2 separate regions of the Mus musculus genome follow, and region 1 is linked to region 2. The links are chromatin loops, found by intact Hi-C in ENCODE. Cell type or tissue: heart. All regions are shown on one strand. Each heading gives the region's core, and the rest is flanking DNA. Links, peaks and the distances in the headings are about the cores only. Region 1 has its middle 16 kb from the start of Ccdc80. Region 2 overlaps Boc (biregional cell adhesion molecule-related/down-regulated by oncogenes (Cdon) binding protein).

Region 1 (2,917 bases), core at 328-2,827, 580 kb before region 2:
TTTCAAAGATGTCAGAGTAAAGGGCAAGTACAATATAACCATCAGAATGTATGAACTATCAGAAAAATTCAGAGTTGGAGCCAATAAACATTAAGCACATAACTACCAAAGACCAAGAGAAATAAACTGTACCAAAAAACACAAGTCCTACTGTACGGCACAAGGAAACAACATGGTAATTTAAATGAGGGCGTTCACAGCGGGTACGTACAGAAAATCAGCTTACTATGTATGGCATGTATTTTGAAGATAGGGCTGAGAGAGCCCCTGGCCCATATTTGAAGATCCTTTCCCTATTTGGAGAATCCATTCATGTACTGGCTGGGATTTGTTTTGTCTATGGGAAAGCAGCATATGGTTTGTCAACATCCCTGACTCTCAGTTTATTCATCCCCCAAAATATAATGTTTTCACGAGGTACACATTTGTAAACCCAGCACTTGGAAAGCCAGGTAGCAACACCATCATGGGTTTGAAGCCAGCCAGGGTTACATAGTAAGTCTCAGTCTCAAAGAAAGGAGAAAGAAACAAAATTGTAGAGTCATTTCCTCTACTAAAGATGTTTTGTTGGAGTGCCACATGGTTTGAACGACCAGAAAAAAAAACACAACTAACTGGAGTAAGCAATTGGGAATCTTTCAGTTCACCGAACTCAGCATTTCACTCTTGGGTAGGTTTCTTTGTAATTTCCCATAGAAGTCCAATTATGTTTTGTTCTTTTTTTAAAAAAATATTTATTTATTTTATGTATGTGAGTACACTGTTGCTGTCTTCAGACACACCAGAAAAGGGCATCAGATCCCATTACAGATGGTTATGAGCCATCATGTGGTTGCTGGGAATTGAACTCAGGACCTCTGGAAGAGCAGTCAATGCTCTTAACCACTAAGCCATCTCTCCAGCCCCTGTTTTGTTCTTGATATGGTAAAATAAAGATGTTGTAAATTCTGCCTTTTGGTCACCACACATAAAGTTCAGTGTCATGCTGTGCACTGGTGTTGCTGTGCAGCCATCATGGCTGTTCATCCCTAGAGATTTCATTTTCACAGACTGAAAGTCTGTGCTCACTGAACACTACCTTTCTGCCTCTCCTACTCTCTCAGTGCCTGATAAGAACTATGCTGCTTTCTATATCTTTGCATTTGACCAGGACTGGTTATATTTATTGTATCAAATATAGGCCTACAACCAGGCTAAAAACTCAGCCCCTTGGAAAATTGCTATATAAGACTTCACTCACTAGCAGCCTAAGGCAAAAGACCAGTGAGACAGAGTAGTAAGGAGACAGACAGAGGCATTAAGTACCAAACACAAGGATAAATAGTTAGGAAACAATAAATGCTCCTATAAAATACTGCAATGCCTGTTTGTTGAATAACTTGAAGGCAGAGCCGATCTCACACTGTCTGTGTTAGCTCTCGGCTCCATGACTTTAACTGCCTATGGTTGTTCTCTGGGTTACCAGACCCATCCTTTCTAGTCACTCCTCCAAATGGTCAGTACCATACCTTTCTTGCAATGTCAGTAATGCATTCGTGCCATAAATTCCTTAGCACTTTCCTCACCACCCACAAGTTAAATTTCAGCCTGTAAATGAAGCTCGCCTTCCATGATCTACACCCACGGTATTGGCTTCCTCAGCCTTTGCAGGCCAACCCTGATGACTAGTGCCCTCACCATTTGCAGCACAGAGCATCCTCCTCTCTCGTGTCTTGGAATCTGTGGTTGCTCAATTCCTTCCTCTGGAAAGGCCCACTCCCTTCTCCCTGCACCTGCCTGTGTATTATAACTCACTCTAGACTGCTCAAATATAATAGCATAATGTTTGAAAGAATTGTTTGATCCATCACCGATGGAAGTTGAACACTTTTTTTTTTTTTTAACCTGCTTAAAAACACACAGGGCCCACTTTTTGGTACATGCCACTTTCAGTCTGTCCTCTTTCCATAAAAACTAAGCACTTGCACAAAGCAAAGACTATGTCCTCAGGAACTAGGTCAGCAAAGTATCAATTAAAACCCACTGAATGAATGAATGATATAACAGAAAGAAAAAATCCATAAGCTTCTCATTCAAAACAATATTTCAAAATGAACAAAGACTTGTTTTCTACTTTAATCTGAAAATGAAACCAGTGGTTAAACAATCATCGATAACCATCCAATATATGTGTAAGAATCTCTGGTTATACCTATTTGTATTTGATAACCTTCAAAAGCTAGTCTCATTTAAATAAGTTTATGTCTATGTAACTCACATTTTAAATGCATATATACTCCAATATACTTATATGTATACTTGTTTGTACATATATATATATATCCCTGTGTGCATATACACATAGTGATACTTGAATGGTTTTCTCAAACTTTCAGGAAATACTTTTCCTCCTCAATGTATACCTACAACAAAAATAGTTTTTACTCTGTGTCCATTTGCCCAGGCCTTTCAAAGATCAATCATGTAACTAAGTAGATGTAAAATGGAGTGGTATGATTACCTGACTGGAACAAGGTGATATAAGACCTCGCAGCATCTGGTTTTCCTTCTCTTAAATAATTTGCTCCCAAAGAAGCCAACTGCCCACCATTCCGGGAAAGCAGACAGCCCCAGGGGGAGCTCCCTGAGCCAGAGGAATGAGGCTCCCCTTCAATGTCCAGCAGTAGCCCATCTTCCATTGTAAATCTACAGGTAGATTTTATTATGCGTGCATCACATATTTTGTAAAGGATTTAGAAAATGAATATGCCCAAGGTAACTTGTCAAAAAATGTAAAGTGAGATTCAGAATCGGAGGTCCACTATGTGTTTTTAAAATGTTGTTTTTTACTGTCTTTTCCTGGGTTTTGCATAACTTCTTTTTATGTATATGAATACCATGTGTATACCTGGTGCCCTCAGAGACCAGAGGAGAGTGT
Region 2 (2,917 bases), core at 283-2,782:
AGACCTTAGCTATTTTTCCCTCAACAGAGGGAACCTGTCCAGGGGTTAGAGGAGCTGTCAGGGAGAGCCTTTTAGACTGTGACAGGATACAAAGACAGAACTGTGCCTGTCCCATGGTCCTGGCCACTGTTTGGTGAGGTGAACCAGGGCCTTCCATCTGCCACTCTTCTCAAAGCTGCACAAGGAATGTGAGATGAGACTCCTCATAAAACATTTCTGCTCACCACAGGTTTGTGCTGTTTCTCTCCAATATCACCAGAAAGTAGAAAAGTTCTGGTCTTAAGTGGATTAAAAAGAATTTAATACCAGCAACCTATTTATTCTAAATGTGGGCGCTTGTGTGCGTTTGGATTATTTTTTTGCTTACAAAAATGCTTTGTGCGCTTGGTAGAAAATATGGAAATGTGAAATGGAGCGAAAAATACTTACCCACCTTTTCCTACTCCAAAAGCAAACAAGAAAACAAGCCTCCCCTCCCATGGTGGAATGTTCTGAATGCTCTGACTCTGCACAAGCCAGGTCCCTGCTGCAAACACCACTGGCCTCGAATAGTCTGGCCTTCTCTGTGTCTTCCCCTTCCAGAAGACCCGGGTACTAAAGAAGTTCCCGGAGACCTCAGGTGGTCAGAAAAGTACCGGAGGCAGAGCAACACCCTGTACCCTCATGTAGTTTCCCATATAGGCACAGGAGAGACCACAGTTCCCTCCCCCACACCACCTCCAGGACCAGCTAAAGGTGTAAATGGCTTTCTGAAAAGTAACAGCCTTGTTTAGCCTGTGTTCCAGGGCAGGGCTGGTCCCAATCCTTATTTTACTGTGTAACTAGACACCTCCCTGTGAGTTGTAGACAAAGATTAGGGAAGCCAAGTACCCAAGAGACAGAAACCAGTGTGATAGTAAGAATAATATTTTTCAGGCCAATAGGTGGCCCTGAAACTACCTCCCACTACAGGCAAGGAGGCAAAGACCGCACTGGGGTAATCCGGAAATGCCAAACTGATGCCTGCGTTCACCCTCCCAGTGTGTGTGACAGTGACTAATTACCCTTGCATTTCTTATTTTCATTTCTGGGTCCCAGTGGAAGTCTGAGGCCGGTGCTGGGAGGGCAGAGGGAGGAGGAGGTACAGGAAAATGACAGTCGGGACAGGGGCCCTGCTGAGTCTGGCTTCCATTAGGCATTGCCCTGTGGAACAGTTGGAGCTTTTAAGTGAATGTTGCCAAGACAGAAAGTATGTCTTGAAAGCTGTTCTTGCTCACGGAACTAACATAGCTTAATGGTCGTCACCCAAGAAAGAAGGTCGGAATCAGAAGTCAGCATTGGGTTGTGGGTTTGGGTTTTTTGGGGGGTTGTTTTGTTTTGTTTTTGTTTTGTTTTGTTTGTTTTTTGTTTTTGTGGGTTTTTTTGTTTTGTTTTGTTTTTTTCTATTCTCTGTCTTTTGCAGGGCATTGGGAATTAGTCAGGCTGATTTTCACGTGCACAGAGCAAGTTTCATCTCATCCACTGTAGACCTAGGCTACTGTGTTTGGGTTTCCAGCATCACTGGGGACTCTCAGCTTGTGAAAACCTTTCCCCTTGGAACAAATCCTGGAAGCCCGACATTAATGAGCTCAGACCATCCCCTGGCCTTGAATGGGACGTTTTGTTCTACTTGCGAATACTTTGCTCAGGGATAAGAGCTTTCCCCAGCAGCTGGTCGCTTTCTTAATCAAACCTCAGCTCTCTATTCTGGCAGGCTTTCTGAGATGCACAGAGCTGGCCACAAAGTCCTTCTTAAAAGATGGTGGGTGGGAGGAAATAATCTCTCACCATTGCCTTTCGGTGCCCGGAGTTCTCCCATAAATATTTTTTTAAAGAGCTAACCATTAAAAGTTCATTTATAATCCTTCACGGACACCCTGTTTTTTAAGCTTCAAGAACAGGGACAGGGAGCAGAAACCGGAGAAGAATTTTAAAGTGAGAAATCTCACAGGGTGAAGGGTGCCAAGAGCGTCAGGAGACAGGCCAGGCATTCATTTGTTGGGAACCTCACCTGTGCCAAGTCATCTCATTTGACTCCAGAGTAACTCAAGACATTGTATTTGCCCATCTTAGGGATGAATGGCTCAGGGCTCACCAGTGTGGGAGTTTGTTTGGGGTTATACAGTCAGAACTTGAATTTGGGGTTTTCCACTCCCAGAATCCTCTGTCTAGAACAGGTAACTTCTGAGCATGCTCTTTGGACACAAGTGCTCACTAGCTTTGCAACCATGGATGAATTCCTCAGCTCTCCGGGCTGAGGCTCTTTGCTGTGGACACTGACTGCTGAGACTTAGGGACAGGCAGTGCACTGAGAATGAGCACACTAGGACCATCTTTCCATTGCTTCCACTTTTGTTATCATTCCTGCCACCATCTCTCCTTAGAATATGGACTGAAGGGCTCGGGTTTGGCTTCATATGCAAGCAGAGAGAACATAGATGAGGAGGTTGCAGGAGATGGGAGAGTGGCCTTTGGGGGACTGACAGTTCAGTCTAGCTTTGTAGCTATCCTTGCAAACTTTCCTTAATAGGATCATTACCTTAGAGAGTAGGAGAACCAGTCTGAGCTCTGCAGTCCCACCAGCCTTTAACCTAGCCCACGGTCCTCTTTCTCTCTTCCTGCCATCTTGGGCTCAGGCCGAAAACCTCCTGGACACCACAGCAGAAGCAGGTCCTTACCCCAGTCACCCTCTTCAGCAGGTCACGAACTCCTCTGACGACTGGACCATTTCTGGCATTCCAGCCAACCAGCACCGCCTCACCCTGACCAGGCTTGACCCTGGAAGCTTGTACGAAGTGGAGATGGCAGCCTACAACTGTGCTGGCGAGGGCCAGACAGCTATGGTCACCTTCCGAACAGGTAAGTCAAATATTTTTGCTTAGCTCAGAGTTCCAAAGGC

What was found. Hi-C counts contacts between places; a loop is a spot of excess contacts. Peaks named below come from ENCODE experiments on the same cell type or tissue, not always from the same donor. Only the 100,000 strongest peaks of a DNase experiment are listed, where the experiment ranks them.
Region 1: it touches region 2 in a loop (4-fold over the local background); 9 of 42 quality-filtered maps call a loop at or near these places.

What each region holds. Positions count from the first base shown.
Region 1 is chr16:45,076,445-45,079,361 of GRCm38, reverse strand. No RefSeq gene overlaps it. Among named protein-coding and RNA genes, the nearest start is that of Ccdc80, 16 kb to the left of the region's middle. In heart, for the core only: no CTCF peak of the experiment used is centred there; no DNase peak of the experiment used is centred there.
Region 2 is chr16:44,492,773-44,495,689 of GRCm38, reverse strand. It overlaps Boc (biregional cell adhesion molecule-related/down-regulated by oncogenes (Cdon) binding protein), which reads left to right. Exons shown (of 19, transcript NM_172506.2): 9 at 2,718-2,877. Among named protein-coding and RNA genes, the nearest start is that of Gm30064, 36 kb to the left of the region's middle. In heart, for the core only: no CTCF peak of the experiment used is centred there; DNase peaks (open chromatin) are centred at 725, 1,059 and 1,599; H3K27ac peaks cover 718 bases.